2 separate regions of the Homo sapiens genome follow, and region 1 is linked to region 2. A link is a loop called in an ENCODE intact Hi-C map of the cell type or tissue named here. Cell type or tissue: heart right ventricle. All regions are shown on one strand. Each heading gives the region's core, and the rest is flanking DNA. Links, peaks and the distances in the headings are about the cores only. Region 1 has its middle 69 kb from the start of TGFA-IT1. Region 2 overlaps TGFA (transforming growth factor alpha).

Region 1 (12,718 bases), core at 2,944-7,943, 100 kb before region 2:
ACTTTGGGAGGCTGAGGCAGGTGGATCACGAGGTCAGGAGATCGAGACCATCCTGGCCAACATGGTGAAGCCTCGTCTCTACTAAAAATACAAAAATTAGCTGGGCGCGTGGTGGTGCATGCCTGTAGTCCCAGCTACTCAGGAGGCTGAAGCAGGAGAATAGCTTGAATCCGGGAGGCGGAGGTTGCAGTGAGCCGAGATCGCACCACTGTGCTCTAGCCTGGGCGACAAAGCGAGACTCCGTCTCAAAAAACAAAAACAAAACAAAAAAACAACAAAAAACAAACAACAACAACAACGAAACTCAACCCCTTTTAAAATAGCTGCAAAAAACAATAATACTTAGGAATATACCTAACCAAAGAGGCAAAAGACCTCTACAAGGAAAACTACAAAACACTGATGAAAGAAATCACAGATGCACAAACAAATGGAAACACATCCCATGCTCATGGATGGATAGAATCAATATTGTGAAAATGACCATACTGCCAAAAGTAATCTATAAATTCAACACAATCTTCATCAAAATACCACCATCATTCTTCACAGAATTAGAAAAAACAATTCTAAAATTCATATGGAACCAAAAAAGAGCCCGCATAGCCAAAGCAAGACTAAGCAAAAAGAACAAATCTGGAGGCATCACACTACCTGATTTCAAACTATAAGGCCATACTCACCAAAACAGCATGGTACTGATATAAAAATAGGCACAAAGACCAATGGGACAGAATAGAGAACCCAGAAATAAACCCAAATACTTACAGCCAACTGATCTTCGACAAAGCAAACAAAAACAAAGTGGGGAAAAGACATCCTTTTCAACAAATGGTGCTGGGATAATTGGCTAGCTACACATAGAAGAATGAAACTGGATCCTCATCTCTCACCTCATACAAAAATCAACTCAAGACGGATTAAGAACTTAAATCTAAGACTTGAAACTAAAAATTCTAGAAGATAACATTGGAAAAACCCTTCTAGACATTGGCTTAGGCAAGGATTTCATGACCAAGAACCCAAAAGCAAATGCAATAAAAACAAAGACAGGCCGGGCACGGTGGCTCATGCCTGTAATCCCAGCACTTTGGGAGGCCAAGGCGGGTGGATCACCTGAGGTAGGGAGTTCGAGACCAGCCTGGCCAACATGGGGAAACCCCGTCTCTACTGATAATAAAAATATCAGCTGGGCGTGGTCGCAGGCTCCTGTAATCCCAGCTACTTGGGAGGCTGAGTAACGAGAATCGCTTGAACCCGGGAGGCGGACGTTGTAGTGAGCCAAGATCGCGCCACTGCACTCCTGCCTGGGCAACAAGAGCGAGACTCCCTCTCACAAAAAAGAAAAAAAAAAAAGACAAATAGATGGGACTTAATTAAACTAAAGAGATTTAGTTAAACTAAACTAAATGAACAGTCAGCAGAGTGAACAGACAACACACAGAATGGGAGAAAATCTTCACAATCTATACATCCGACAAAGGACTAATATCCAGACTCTACAAGGAACTCAAATCAGCAAGAAAAAAAAATCCCCCCAGAAAGTGGGCTAAGGACATGAATGGACAATTCTCAAAAGAAGATATACAAATGGTCCACAAACATATAAAAAAATGCTCAACATCACTAATAATCAGGAACATGCAAATCAAAACCACAATGCAACACCACCTTGCTCCTGCAAGAATGGCCATAATCAAAAAATAAAAAAATCAGTAGATGTTGGCAAGGATGTGGTAATCAGGGAACACTTCTTCACTGCTGGTAGGAATGCAAACTAGTACAGCCACTACGGAAAACAGTGTGGAGATTCCTTAAAGAGCTAAAAGTGGAACTACCATTTGATCCAGCAATCCTACTACTGGGTATCTACCCAGAGGACAAGAAGTCATTATTTGAAAAAGATACTTGCACACGCATGTTTATAGCAGCGCAATTCACAACTGCAAAATCGTGGAACCAACCCAAATGCCCATCAATGAGTGGATAAAGAAACTGTGGTATATATATATATACAATGGAATACTACTTAGCCATAAAAAGGAATGAATCAACAGCATTCACAGCAACTTGGATGAAATTGGAGACTATTATTCTAAGTACAGTAACTCAGGAATGGAAAACCAAACATCGTATGTTCTCACTGATATGTGGGAGCTAAGCTATGAGGATGCAAAGGCATAAGAATGATACAATGGACTTTGGGGACTTGGGGGAAGGGTAGGGGGGAGGAATAAAACATTATAAATAGGGTGCAGGGTATACTGCTTGGGTGATGGGTGCACCAAAGTCTCACAAATCACCACTATTGAACTTATTCATATAACTAACCACCACCTGTATCCTAATAACCTATGGGAAAATAAAAAAAAAAGGACAAATGGACACCCCATGTTCATGAATTGAAAGACTTATTAAAATATCCATTCTATCCAAAGCAATCTACAGATTCAATGCAATCCCTATAAAAGTCTCAATGGCATTTTTTACATAAATAGAAAAAAAAGTTAAAATTTATATAAAACTACAAAATACCCCAAATAGCCAAAACACACTTGAGAAAGAAGAACAAAGCTGGAGGCATCACACTTCCTGATTTCAGAATACTACAACAATTTAAAACAGTCTAGTACTGGACAAGGATAGACATATAGAACAATGGAGCAGAATAAAGAGCGCAGAAATTAATCCACACACGCATGGTCAACTGATCCTCAACAAAGGTGCTAAAAATACAGAATGGGGAAAGGATAGTCTTTTTCATAAATGGTGTTGGGAAAACTGGGTATCAACATGCAATAAAAAAATTTGATTTTTATCTTACACCACACACAAAAATCAACTCAAAATAGATGAAAGACTTAAATGTAAGACCTGAACTATAAAACTCCTATAAGAAAACATAGGAGAAATCTTCATGCATTGGTCTGGGTCATGATTTTCTGGATATATCCCCAAAAGCACAGGCAACAAAGGCAAAAATAGAACAATGAGACTGCATCAAACTAAAAAGCTTCTGCACATCAAAAGAAGTAATTAATAGAGTGAAAAGGCAGCCTATAGAATGGGAGAAAATGTTTGTAAACCATATATCAAATAAGGGGTTAATTTCCAAAATATATAAGGAAAACAGCTAATAACCAATTTAAAAATGGGCCAAATACTTGAACAGACATTTCTCCAAAGACAACACACAAATGGCCAATAGCTATATGAAAAGATGCTGAACGTCACTAGTTATCAGGGAAACAAATCAAAACCACACTGTTAGGATGGCTATTATGAAAAAGACAAAAGATAACAAGTGTTGGAAAATACATGGAGAAATTGGAGTACTTGACACTGTTGGTGGGAATGCAAAACGTTACAGCCTCTATGGAAAGCAGTATGAAGACTCTCCCTAAAATTAAAAATAGAACCACCATATGATTCAGCAGTCCCATTTCTGGATATATATACACACAAAGGAATTCAAATTAGGATCTCAAAAATGTATTTGCACTCCCAACTTCACTGCAGCATTATTCACAATAACCAAGATGTGGAAACAACCTAAATGCCCAATGTTGAATGAATAGAAAGGAAATATGGTTTATAGATACAATGGAATATTATTCAGCTTTAAAAAAGAAGGAAATCTTTCAATTTTCAACAATGCAGAAGAACCTGGAGAACATTATGCTAAGTGAAATAAGCCAGGCACATACAGACAAATAGTGCATGATCTTACATATATATATGGAATCTAAAATAGTCATGTTTATAGAATCAGAATTGTGGTTATCAGGAGGAAATGAGGAGTTGCTAATTGCAACAGGTATAGTCTTAATTACACAAGCTAAATAAGTTCTAGAGATCTGTACAACACTGTTCCTATAGTTAACAATACTGTATTGTACTCTTAAACATTTAACACAGTAATCTGTTAAGTGCTCTTACAATTACATATATGTGTGTATATATATATATATAATGTGTGTGTGTATTTGGCTAGTACTTAGTGCCACTAACCCTGAGATGGAGGTTAGTGGTACTAAGTCCTAGCCAAATACTTTCTCATGGTAACTAACAAATAACAACTAGGGTTGATGAAGGATCTTGGAGTTCAGCTAGCTGAGTGCCGACTAAAGTACCTGAGGATACCTCTTCTGAGGAAGAGATAATTTAGGAAGGACATACAAGCTGTCTTTAAGTGTTAGGAAGCATTATGTCAAACAGGGATTAGTTTCATTCATTATCACTCTAAAGCTCTACTCTCCACTTTTAAAAAATTGTTCACCCATAACAGTAAAATATTTTCAGTACTCTTCCGGCAAGTATATATTTATTTACAAGTTATATGCACATTAATTGTTAGCAGAGTTGAAGTTCTTTTTTGTTTTTAAGATGGAAAATAAGCCGTCTTTGTATTTTCCCCCCACTCTGGAGGGTGACTTGTGCTGCCCCTGGAATGTGCACACCCTGATATGGAGACCACGGTTTTGTGGGGACAGCTAGTACCAGCAGGAGAATTTCAAGAAAGTTGATTCTGGCCTTACTGGATTGTCATATCTATAGCCCTCTCCTATGGTAGAGCCCCAGGAATTAATTTTTCCAAGAGCAGTTATTTCTGGGGTTGTGCGATCCCGACACCTGATTAGACCAAGGTTGGTGCCCAGGCCAAAGCAAGCATGGACATAAAGGAAGAACATAAAAGAAGCTGTTGCATATCAGGTGGCATGTGAGTTGGGCCCTTCAGGAAGCAGATGCCAAGATGGAATTAAAAGAGCAACAGATGTACTGGAGGGAAATGTTTGGGAAGGATACAGGGGACAGGAAGCAGGAGTAGACAGAAAGATCCTGTAGACCATGAAGCTCGTCTGACACCAGAGAAAGGAGAGAGGGAAAGGAGGATTGTGTAGGAAGAGCCTCAGGCTGCAGGGCATCTGAGAAAAATCTCAGCTGGATGGGTGGGGAGTCTTCAGATGAGGTTGCCTGCTGGAAGAGTCCTTTGTCAGGAAACAGTGCCCTATCTCTGCTTCCCTTGCTGTGTTCAGTGACTGACTGGGAGTAGCCCATTCGGTGTGGGGCTTGTGAAGGCTGTGGTGGATCCTGAGGTGCAGCCGCTAGAGGCTGTCCACTGACTACACCCTCCCAGAAGGGAAGCTTGGAAAGAGCATTTCCACGGGGTTCTGAATTGCATGCTGACAAATTGACCCAACCAGATTTGCTCCCTTGTGAAGAACAAATGCCTGCTGCTAAGGATAGACGACTCACCCGGTCCTTGGGAATGCTTATAGGACCTCAATGACACTTGGCTCTTGTTTCAGTTCCCTGTGAGTGACCCCTGCAATCCAGGCAGAGTCCTGTCTTGGAATTCCTGCCTCCTCCCTTCTGCATGTGACCTTACCCTACTCCCTCATCATCTAGGTTCATGAGCGCATGCCTTCCCAGGACCCAGAAGAGCCTCCCTGAAACATTGTTACCTCTAAGGAAGAACTTTCTAATGCTAACAGCCACACAACAGTGGAATGTGCTAGCCCCTTAGGAAGTACAGATTGTCCTATCACTGCACTTGCTTTTGCTCAGGTGGCATAGTTTCCTGAAAATTTGACGTTAACTGGAAATTTGGACTAGACCAATGCTTCTCAAAGAGCGTGCCACCTGCATCAGAATCAGATATGTGTGGGAAGTGGGGTGGTGAGTGGGGAGGAGTGGTTAAAATGCAGATCTCTGGACCTTACCCAGACCTCTCAATCAGCATATCTTGGGAAAAGATTCAGGTATCAGCAAACTTATGTTGAAGCTGGCCGGAGAAAACATACTATGAGGTCCCTCCCTACTCTGAGAGTCTACGATTCAACTTCTAAAGCTGTTTATTAACTGGGACTGGCTGGAAGCCCTTGGAAAAGTTAGTTAACCTTTGGGCCTCAGTTTTGTCACCTTTGAAACAGAAGTTCAATTATAGTCTCTCTAACTCTGGAGTCCATGCCTCTTATCTATCTTCTCTCTCTTGATTTGAAGTTTGCTTGTGTCTGGGTACAAGTGAGCATGTGAAAAAAAAATTTTTTTTTGCAATGAAATAAAATAGTAAGTACTCAATAAATTTTTGTTGACTGATACCTTGGTTTAGGCTTAGTCAAAGGAGACCATTCAAAACATGAGGAAAGCCACATCTTAAAAGCTAGGAGCTTCCCAAACCTTGGCTCACTTCAGAGTCTAACATGAAAGCCGTTATTTAAGTTGTGCTTCTGAAGTGGGCTGAAGGCCAAGGCAGTGGCTTACACATCACAGGACTGCTGCAGGCCAATAAATGCTCTGCTAGCGATGCTCATTGCTTGAAAGAGGTTTCCCCTGTGTGGCTTTATCAAAGGCCACAGGCCGGCAGCCGGACACGCAGAACTGTTCCTGTGTGGATACAGAGGCTCTCTGTCAGGCTGCCCCTTGCAGGAACCACAGGGTTGGTTTTCATCCTCTCTGTAGGGAGGAGGATGGAGGAGGAGGTGGGGAGAAGGACACCTGTGGGGTTTATCCAGATCCCAGAAGTAGCAGGCAAGACATGCAATCACATCTAGGGATACAGAAGCCTCAGACTGGTGGCTTTGGTTGCAGTGTCTCCATCTACTTTTTTTCTTTTTTTAAATAATTCAGATGGGGCCTTGCTATGTTGCCCAGGCTGGTCACAAACTCCTAGGCTCAAGCAATCCTCCCTCCTTAGTCTCCCAAAGTGCTGGGATTACAGGCATGAGCCACTGCACCTGGCCACCATCTACTTTGGTTTTAGGAGAACACTTAGGAAAAAGGAGTGCTGTATTTCTGAGTCAAGGACATTGGGTGCTGCTGGTAATCATATAGGTGCCCCTGCCTGCATGGGGCCTGTATGGCTCCTGTCAGCTAAAAGTAGTTATTATTTGGGTCAGGTTGCCTGTGCTGGGGGAGCCTGGGCTCTCTCATCAGAGTCCTCTCCCCTCCTTTTCGGGAGAATCTGTCTTCAGAAACATCTGGGTGAGCCATTTCTGCTGACAGTCATCCCCATGTCTATGACCTTGTGAGATACCCAATGACTCTCATCTTTTGGTCCCCAGGCTCTGATCTAACACAAGCCTTGTCCAGCCTCATCTTGAGTTTTCAGGTAAGACCCCTTGGTTTAGTCCCTTACTTGTTCTTCCCTAATTCTCCTGCCTATAGAGATAAACCTCCGAGATTCCCCAGAGAGCTGAGGACTGGATGACATTCCCAGTGTTTTTTACTACACATGTTCCCCCGAGGGAAGAGGATTTGCAGGAATTCAAACCCACTGTGTGTGAAGCACCCCCTATGTGTCTTACATGAATGCTCTCTAAGGTGGGCTGTGAGATCCCCAAGGATGACCCACTGGGGAGCAGGAAGAACATGCCAGTACTCCTACTCATATTTATTTTCCAATCCAAGATACAAGAAAGAGATGAAGTTTACTCACATTTAATGGAAGCTAGCACCTTCATGCCTGGCATGTAAGGTATCTTGAGGGCAGAATGAGGGTTTCAATCACACAGAAGGCTAACAGTGGCATTCTTGGGCTTTTGTTTATTTTTTTAGCATACTGAGACAAACTGCAATGAACATTAGATTTATAAATTCTAAAATAATGCTCACAAGTGGACAAGCGGCTTATAAAGAAGGCATGGATTGAAAATCCTACTAAAACATAAATCCAAGCAAATCTCATGAACACACAGAGAAAAAGTAGGGGACATTTCTATTCCCACAGTGAGCTGTGTCAGGCTCATTGTGTTACAAAGTAAAAACAATGACAATCTGATCAGATCCGAGAAGTTGAAGAAAGCTGGTAAGGAAGGCAATTTGGAATATGGATTTACATCCACAATCTTTAAGGTGAGCCTCCCTCTAAGTTTATATCATGCTTCAAGAGATTAGCAAATGGTGATATAAAACCATCACACTGGCTGGGCGTGATGGCTCATGCCCATAATCCTCACACTTTGGGAGGCTGAGGCAGGCGAATCACGAGGTCAGGAGTTTGAGACCGGTCTGGCCAACATAGTGAAACCCTGTCTCTACTAAAAGTACAAAAAATTAGCCAGGTGTGGTGGTGTGCACCTGTAATCCTAGCTACTCGGGAGGCTGAGGCAAGAGAATCGTGTGAACCCAGGAGGTGGAGGTTGCGGTGAGCCGAGATAGTGCCATTACACTCCAGCCCAGGCAACAGTGCAAGACACTGTCTCAAAACAAACAAAAAAACAAAAACAAAAAACCCCCATCACACTTAGCAGCGTGTTTAAAAACTAAGCACCCAACACATGAAGACATGTCTCTACAGTTTTTCAGCAATATTTAAAGTCAGGAAAAAAAAATCTTGTTAGAAAATTTTACTAAACACAGATGGTTCCATGGTGAGCACTCTGGACTCTGAATGCAGAAAATTTTATTAAACATAATAATATATGTTTAAAGTGTCTTTTTTTTTTGGAGACAGGATCTCTCTTACCCCCCAGGCTAGACTGCACTAGTGCGATCATAGCTCACTGACTGCAGCCTGCCTTGCCTTCCCAGGCCCAACGAATCCTCCCACCTCAGCCTCCTGAGAAGCATGGAATACAGGCACATGTCACTATGAGTGGCTAATTTTTAGGTTTTTTTTTTCTTTTCTTTTTTTTTTTTTTTGTAGAGATGGGGGTCTCATTATGTTGCCCAGACTGGTCTTGAACTCCTGAGCTCAAGTGATCCTCCCTGTGTGTCCTCCCAAAATGTTCGGATTACAGGTGTGAGCCACTGCTCCCAGCTTAAAGTCTCTTTTGAGGTTTCTTATGCAATAGCAAAAGGCAAAAAGTTGTACACTACTAGAGGAATACTTTCTGACACTGGAAAATATTCTGAGTTCCTGGCTGAAATACATAGAACACACTATGGCAAAAAACTATGATGCATTCATTTGTTAGAAAAACAACATTGGAAACTGTTGAATGATGCTTAGAAAACATTGCTTAAAATTTGGAGCAAGAAGCATTAAAATGGATTGCTCAGCGTGAGAGGTGTTTTATATTATACTGTTGGATGGAAGTATAGATGTATCAGCTTATGGTCATTCTAAGATTCTATTTCAATAAAGAAATACCACAAAAATTCCTTTTTTTTTTTTTTAAATAATACAGAAAGTCACACGAGCTCATTGCATCCACCCTAGGTAATGAGAAAAAGCTGGCTAAAGATAAGTCATTAAATGTTTTTCAGCTCATTAGAGAGCTGAGGTCTCAAATCAACCGGGTTTACTAAATTCCAGGGGGTGAGAAGCCCCTGAGATAAGATAGAGCACAGAACTATCAGCACTTTGCCAAAAAAACATGTAAGAAAAAATTTTAATGAATTCTTAAGGGCCAAGTGTGCCTCTAGTATCTCCATTTAGAATCTCTAGAAACCCCAGACCCAAGAGGAACCCATGCTAACTTGCCAGCCCTTTTGTATGAGCCGCCACCAGGTACTCATGAAGATTAGGGGTGAGATAGGAAACCTGAGAGAGCTTTTCCCTCCATGGTGCACAGGCATGGACCCTACTTACTTTCCAGATACTACTTTCATATGAATCAAAAGCCATACACTTTAGAGGGAGACTGAAGGGAAGGAAACTCTCTCATCCCCTGTCCTAGGCTAAGAGCTACAATCTCTGGGCTAGGAGTAAAAGTAAAAGCTAACTGCTGCTGGGGGAGGAGAAGGAAACCTACTTGTGTTTGGGGGTGTTACAATGTATGTAGAGTAAAATGTATAACAACAATAGCACAGAGGACGAGAGTGAGGACGTGGAAGTGTGCTGTTGTAAGGTTTTGTCAGTGTACTTGAAGAGGTATTATATTGAAGGTAGACTGTGTATTATAAACACTAGAGCAATCACCAAAAAGTAGAACAAAGAGGTGTAATTATTAAGCCAGTAGTAGAGATAAATAATTATTAAAACACTCTGTTAATCCAAAAAAGGCGGGAAGAGAGAAAAAGAACAAAGAACAGATAGGACAAATTGTCAGGTGGTCGATTTAGTCCAACCATATTTATATCAAATGCAAATATCTAAATATTCCAAATAAAAAACAGAGGTGGTAAGATTGGAAAAAAAAGCAAGACTGATCGTATGCTGACTACAAAAAACCTACTTTAAATATAAAAACATACATGAAAAATGCCATGCAAGTAATAATAAAAGAGTGGCTATATGAGACAAAGTAGACTTCAGAACAAGGGGGACGTTACATATGTTAAAGGGGTCAATACATTAAGAAGACATAACAATCCTAAATATCTATGTACCCAATAAAAAGCTTCAAAAAACATAAAACAAATACTGATGGAATGAGAAGGACTAGACAAATACATAATTATAGCAGGAAACAAGAACCCAAAAGACATAATTTTTAATTACTAAAGGAAGATCATACAAAGGATATTTTTCAACAGTGAGTGGCTTTGTAATACACTTAATTTTAGAAAAAATTGTGTAATCATTAACCGAGTGTTTGCTTTGAACAACATACAAAAGAGGATTCAGAAGTAAGGTTATAGAGGTAACACCTTAGATGAAATTAATTCACTATATTATTAAAAAGCAAGCTTTCCAATAATGCTGTTGAAGCCATATGTACCCTAGGTGCTAGATCAGCAATTTGGTAATAATGAAAAAAAAGACTATAAAAATACAGTGGAATCTTAATATTCTGAATGAGATGGGTAGTGACTACAAGCATCTTTTATACCACATAGAGATTAGCTGATTATCTTGTGGCAGAATGCTTAAAAACAAGAAATTTCCTTTTATAAAGAGAAGGGCTATGAATATGCTGCCCATTTATCAGTGATGACAAGTGACCCTTAGAAGTGTGCTTTCTAAAAGCAATTTTTAAAACAATAAACACAGGTATTTTGTTCTTCTGAGGTAATGGTGATCCTCTAGCAATGAGGGAGAAAATAGTTGCTTTGCGATGACGGGAACTTGTGCTATGGAGACAGAATTGAGGATGAGTATTTGGTAATGTAGTCATATAATTTTATAGTAAAAAGTGCAGTGGGCCTCCTAAAAAAAATGCCCAGATCTGCCTTCTTAAAAAACTTAGGAACATGCTTTTCTCAGTATTTACAAATCTTTAAATGAAGAGTTTCAGTGAGTTTTGAACCTTGTTAATGTAAAAATGTGACACCTTCCAATTAGTTTGTGGAACAATTGGCGTCAGGAATATATAAATTCACCAGCTGCATTTCAACAAAAGCCTTTGTATAATTGGTGTCAGTTTGAACACTGAATATCACAATTCGCTTCTCCCATTTGGATGTACTGCAGGTGTCTTTGGGAAGTATCTTTTCCAGCAATAATAGCCAATCAATACAAGTATTGAAAAAAGCCCACTTTAGAACAAATCTTGGAAATGCTGCATCAAAATGAATTAAACAAGATTTCAAACTGTAATAAAGCATACCCAAGCACATTTCTCATTAAAAATATTAATAGAATTTTTTAGTGAAAGCCCAAATAATGTAGCTTAGTAAAAAAAATTAAAGCCTGGTTCAACTTATTAGAAGTGTGGTAACTCATCACTTCTTTCACACACAGCATTCTCCCTCCCCTACCCCAGCCTGGTTTTCAGCATAGGACGATTTTCCTAAAGGAACTCTTGAGTGGTGAAGACAACTGTTCAAATGGAGTTCCCCTAACCCAAGCAGGGCACACCCACACCCAAGGCCCTTCGACCCTCCTCTCTCCCCATCCCTTAAATTTAGAGGAATGGTTGGAAATGAATTAAGGATGCTGGTTATATTAGTCTGTTCTTGCATTGCTATAAAGCACTGCCTGAGACTAGATAATTTATAAGAAAAGAGGTTTAATTGACTCACAGTTCTACAGGCTGTACAGGAAGCATGGCTGGGGAGGCCTCAGGAAACTTAAAATCACGGAGGAAAGCGAAGGGGAAGCAGACACATCTTTACCCAGCAAAGCAGGCTACAGAGCGTGAAGGGGGACGTGCTACACGCTTTTAAACCACCAGATCCCGCGAGAACTCACTCACTGTCACCAGAACAGCAAGGAGGAAGTCCGTCCCCATGATCCAATCACCTCCCACGAGGCCTCTCCTCCAGCAATGAGGATTACAATTTGACATGAGATTTGGGTGGGAACACAGAGCCGAACCATATCACTGGTCATTGTGGTGTCTCTAAAAGGCCAGGAACCAGTTTGAGGACCACCCACTGGGAGGAGAGCTCTGAACCAACACCTGTGAATAACGATTGTAGCCTTTGCCCATGCTGTACACATGCGTAGTGCTTTCCCACACCTGGGTCCTTTCAACCTCGTTAACCTAGGCAATAATTATTATTTTCGTCTTACAGCTGAGGAAACGGAGGCTCAAATGCTCGTCAGTTTCCCAGGGACGTGGGCTGGTAAGTAGCAAAGCTTGGAGTTGGACCCAGTTGATCCAACCTCTACTTATTTTTGAGGGGTAAGAGATATGTGTAAAGGGGGTGATAGATTTCATATGTGTATGGGCCCCTTAGGGGGCCTGTGTGAAGAGCCCAGGGAAGGCTAAGGTGGGTGGCTAGACCAGTTCTGCTAAGGAGAGCCAGAGTTTCAAAGAAAGGGAAATGTTTTAGATGCCTCTAAAACATGTTCCTAAATTCAGCCGCCCATCAGCATCATCCAGAGAGGTTAAACGAAAAACAAACAAACAAACAAAGGCTAATTCCTGGGCTCCTCCTCAAACCC
Region 2 (5,000 bases), core at 1-5,000:
AGATCATAGTGACAAGTATCAAAATGAGTGGTAACCCCCAACTGGCCCAGTGTCCAGGTTCTCTCAAATGATACCCAGTGCGTAAGTGTTGCTAGAGTATCAGTACTTTCTAGTGTTTGGGCAGGTCACCAGAGGTCTATCTGTAGGAGGGGCAGAAGGTGAAGCTTGGGGCAAGTGCATTCTAGAAAGGGGGTTGGGGCAATTCTGAGAATGGCATGGTGAAGTTACTAAGCTATCCTCTTTTTCCTCCCTATATGTTCATATCTGAGTCCTTTGTGGATGGGAGGTAATTAAAAAGTGAAAGTACTGCTTTATGGAAACCCTAGTAGACCCTGGACTCCAGATGCACTGTTTTGAGGTGGACACACTTACACCTTTCCACTTCCAGCCCCAACAAAGCACGACACAGAGTGGGACAGGCATTTTCTTCTGTGTCATCATGGACCACCAAGTGGCTTAGGCACCTTAAGGGTCCAAGCGCATCAAGGATAACAGTAGCAAGGGGGACTGGTGGGGCTGCAGGAGCAGTGGTACCCAGTGGGACTGGCAGTGTCGCCTCCAGTGGGTTTGGAGGGAAAGGCCTGAAGGAGGAGAAGAGACCAGGGACACGGTGTGGTTGGCTACAGAATTTATGAATAGGTAAGAAACCCGCCCCCTCCCACTGGAACCTCTCTGAAATAACTATGGAGACACAGCAGGAGGCTAGTGCAGTAACAGATGGGAGCAGAAGTTACTGAAACACACTCTGTGCTAACCAGGGAGTTGTGGGACTGGTGCACTCACACACTGCTGGGAGAAATCAGCACCATTCACTCGGAAAGCTATCTGGCAGTTTGTACCAAGGGTCATAAATCTGTATTTATTCCTGTTTCCGGAGACACATGCTGAGGAAAGAATCCAAAAGGTGGAAAAAGCTTCTAGGCATGAAGAGGTAGCATCATAACTTAAGAAACTAGAGCCACCGTAAATATCCAATGGGAAATGTTTCATTAAATCACCCATGTTCACTTTAATGAGACAGCATGACATTTTAAGAGAAGAGATTTCAAGACTTTCCAGCAACATGGAACAATGCACAGCCCCAACATTTGAGCTTAAAAAGCAGGAATCCACATTGTTTCCTCACCAGGACTACTCGTATAAAAATATTAACACACATGGAGAAAGGGCAAAAGCAACATGCAAATCAAACAGAGGTTGCTCCCCTGCAGTGCTGTGGCCACTGATGGTTTGCCTCCTACATGTCCCAAGCTCTCCACTATTTTGATTTAGAATCTTTAAAATAATAATAAAAAAAAATACCGATTTTTTTTTTTTTTTTACTATAAGTATTAAAACGTAAACCAGAAAATAACTAAACAAAGGTCACCGATGAGGGTTCAGAAATCTGGGTTCTACTTCAGGTGGACTATTACGAGAGTGGGGAAAACAGCTGGCCCCAAGCTCTGGGGTCCTGCAGGCCCTGTTTTGGCACACTTGCCCACAGGAATTGTCTGAACAGCTGAAGAGAGACACGTAGGGGAGGCCCCTGAGGGGGCCAGGAACAGCCCCCCCTTGGGCCTGCAGTTAAGACCTTCCAGTGAGCGCCTCCTCGCCCCTGAGGAGGGGGCAGAGAGGACTCCGGGACAGGCGTGTGCTCGGTGGGCAGGAGGCCAGGGAGGGAGCTCTTGAGGAGCCACACAGCAGCAGGCCCGCTCCCTTCCCACACACGATCCACACACCCACGGCAGCTGCACTCACCACTCAGCGGGGACGTGCTGTTCTCCAAGGCCTGGCACGCAGCCAACACAATACCTGTTGGGTGGAGGAGAAGAGGGAAAAGGTCAGAGTCTGCTTGGCAAATGATGTCCTCAGACGCTTAGAGGGCAGGCCCTTTGACAGGCAAAGGTTCGGTAGTTTCACAGAGTGGCCGGTAGACAGGCTCAGCTACATAATTTGTGGATATCAGTGCAAAATGAGCACATGGGACCCCTTGTTGAAAAAGTAAGAAGAAAATGCCCATGAAAAGCACTGAAATCCAGAGCCTTCCACTTCTTCCCAGTCTCTCTCTCCATCTGTCAGGGTGGTTTTGGCCTTTGTTTTTTCTTAACACCTTATAAATATATATTTTTTTATGGTGGGAAAATATACGTAACATAAAATTTACCATTTCAACCATTTTAATTGTACATTTCAGTGACATTAAGTACCTTCACCCTGTTGTTCATGTCATCATGTTTGTTTGCTATTTATGTCATTGCTGTCCTTTGGGTATGAGGATACCCACAGGTTGAGTGCAGCCTCTCACAGGTATACCCCAGGGACAGAGTGTGTAAGGGAGCAAAGGACCCACTCCCTCTGGGGTTTCCTTCCAGCTGGCAGCCGGGCCAATGTGCTGTGACCCAGCTGGGGGTTGAGGGGTCTAGTCAGGTATCTCTTATTCCCAGGAAGTGGCTGTCCCAACCCAAGATGGATGGGTGACCCCTTAAGGATATTGCCTCCTCCCTGCCAGGATGTACTAGGTACCTGGATCAGGGGGAGTCAAGCAGCTCACCCCTCTCTAGTTGCCCACTGAAGATGCCATGGAGCTGCCAGTCCAGAATGGGGACAGCTGCCACCATGCCGTACCCTGAGATGCCATGTACTTAACCCCAGGCCCTGCCAGGGATAGATCATGGCAGGAGCAAGAAAACCTAGGGGAGGCAGGGAGATATTAATAAGCAGGACCACGGGAACAAAGCCTCTAAGCCCCCAGTGCATACTGTATTGTCCCACTGGACTTCACCTACAAGACGCAAATTTAAAGATAAAACTACAAGATTTTTAAGACTGCAACTGCAGAGTGTTAAACCTCAAGCTCAGGGCCCTTGTGAGCATGGGGTCCTGTGTGACCTATACAGGTTGCATGCCCATAAAACCAGCCCTGCCAACAGATGACCTTTATGTGCCTTCAGATTACAGTACTCGAGGTTTCTGGAAATGGTAGCAACCTTCCAATGAAGAAGGAACCTCTTCTGAGTTATGCAATCAGCATGAGCCACATTAGAATGACTTCCCAAAACTGAAACGCAAAAAGATGCCACAGTTGCTGTGCCGAGGGGCTGGGCCTCTGACAGGTTAGCTCAGAAAGCAAATGAATCAAGTTAGCACAGGAAACAAGCAAAGTTCTGTCTGTTACAGGATCGATGCAGCCCCCTACTCTGCAGGCTGTGAGGGTTCCTTGCCCCTTTTCACTTAGGGTGTAGACACAGAAGTCCTGACTCTCAAAGAACAAAACACACTTGGAATAGATAAAGCAATCATGCTCCCGATGTTCCTTCCAACCTCTGAAATGAGAAACATAAGAACTTCAGACTGCTTTTACTGGAGGTCTGGCATGGACCTCCGAAAGACTTTTACAGAATCCTAAGCCAGATGTTTGGGCTGGAGTTGGAGGCAGGGCAGGGGGACAGGGAGAGAAAATCAGTAAAATCATGCATGTCTTCCCTGTGCAATTCTTTCTTGCTGTCCAATTGATGCTAATTTTGGAAGCAAGGCTCCCAGGGCCCCTCTGTCACCCACACACCAGTGTTAAAACAAGGCATCCCCATCCAAGCCGGGAAAAGTCAGCAGTTGCCCCCTTGAAGCTGGGGAACAGTCATGTTCTGACTTCGCTGGCACTGCCACAAACCATCCTTGGCTAAAGTCAGCCAGTGACTCATAATAGTGTTCAAGGATGACACCGGGGATGCTTTGCATACTCTGAGGGGAAGCGTGACTTGCCTGTCACAAACTGCCCCGAACTAAAGAATTATCTTCATGCCCTGTTCCTGCTCCCTATCCTGTCAGTCAGGGTGAACCCAGTCAGCATGGTTCCTGGGCTCCATGTTGGCCTCTGTTTAAGCAAAACCCAGACAAGAAAGCAAACACTGTACAGCTGAATCCAGGACAAGACACTGATGAGCACCACTGCTCCAGGAAGATGAGGGTGTGCAATGGGGGCCTGCTCCCCAGCCTTGGGGCAAATTACTTCACCTTCTGTTCCTCACCTGTGAGCTCGCAGCTGCTAAACTCACAGAGGTGTTTTGGGAATGAATTAAAGTTTGCAAAACCACGATGTTCCACAGATGAAAGACACTGGCTTTTTATTCATAATTTGAGCAACACAAGAAGAATAGGTCCTTTCTATACCCTCACGGAAAACAACTTCTTGGTGCCCTGGGCTTCACTCTGCAATCTTGATCCATGCCTAGCATCAGCTGAGGCCCTGTGATGAGCGGCAAGGCCTCTGCTTTGTCTTCATCATGTGGTGAACCTAAGAGGACCCTGGAGCAGGAGGACAGGGCTCAGGTCTCTCACTTTGCAGGTGGATGTGTACCACTTTTTGGGCATGACCTAGTCCCAGGCCCAGTGCTAATGTTCTGCATGTGTTCTCTTACTTAGTCCTTATAACAACTCATGACATAGGTGCCTCCCAACCTTCTGGTCCAGCTGGTAGAAATGCCCAGTCATAGAGATGAAGAAACTGAGGCTTAGAGAGGTTAAGAAATTTGCCCAAGCTCCTGCAGCCACATTCAAACTCAAGTGTCTCCAACTCCCATGCACAAGACAGTGTCTAATTACCAGACCACACCACAGTCCTTCTCACCATGGCCAGTTGTGACACAGGTGTGTATTCAGCAGTCACAAACCCCAAGTTAGTCCAAACAACAGACTCTGCAGGCCCAGCGGCTGAGCCTTGATCCGTCTCTCCCTGAGAGTCATGCATTGCCTCTTGGGGATTCTCCCACTGCCTCCAGTCTCCCTGCCATGAACAAGGTCTAATGAGGGGCAAAGGTATGAGCACCCAGGCTCACCAGCTGCCCAGCCCTCTGGCCACACGACTGTGCTTAGAAAGCCAGGCTGTGTGAGGACCTTCCAGAAACATGTGGCCTTGGCAGGCTCCAAGGGTCACTCCAAACAAAGGAAGGATGGGGAGAGGACAGCCACAGGCACCGCAGCCACATGCAGTGGCTCAGGGAGACACACAGTGCACAGGCCTG

The links. Peaks named below come from ENCODE experiments on the same cell type or tissue, not always from the same donor. Only the 100,000 strongest peaks of a DNase experiment are listed, where the experiment ranks them.
Region 1: it touches region 2 in a loop (3-fold over the local background); 1 of 110 quality-filtered maps calls a loop at or near these places.

Annotation. Positions count from the first base shown.
Region 1 is chr2:70,406,605-70,419,322 of GRCh38, forward strand. No RefSeq gene overlaps it. Among named protein-coding and RNA genes, the nearest start is that of TGFA-IT1, 69 kb to the right of the region's middle. In heart right ventricle, for the core only: no CTCF peak of the experiment used is centred there; no DNase peak of the experiment used is centred there.
Region 2 is chr2:70,513,119-70,518,118 of GRCh38, forward strand. TGFA (transforming growth factor alpha) reads right to left here. Exons shown (of 6, transcript NM_003236.4): 2 at 1,741-1,794. Among named protein-coding and RNA genes, the nearest start is that of TGFA-IT1, 34 kb to the left of the region's middle. RefSeq lists an enhancer at 1,156-1,658. In heart right ventricle, for the core only: no CTCF peak of the experiment used is centred there; a DNase peak (open chromatin) is centred at 3,073; H3K27me3 peaks cover 377 bases.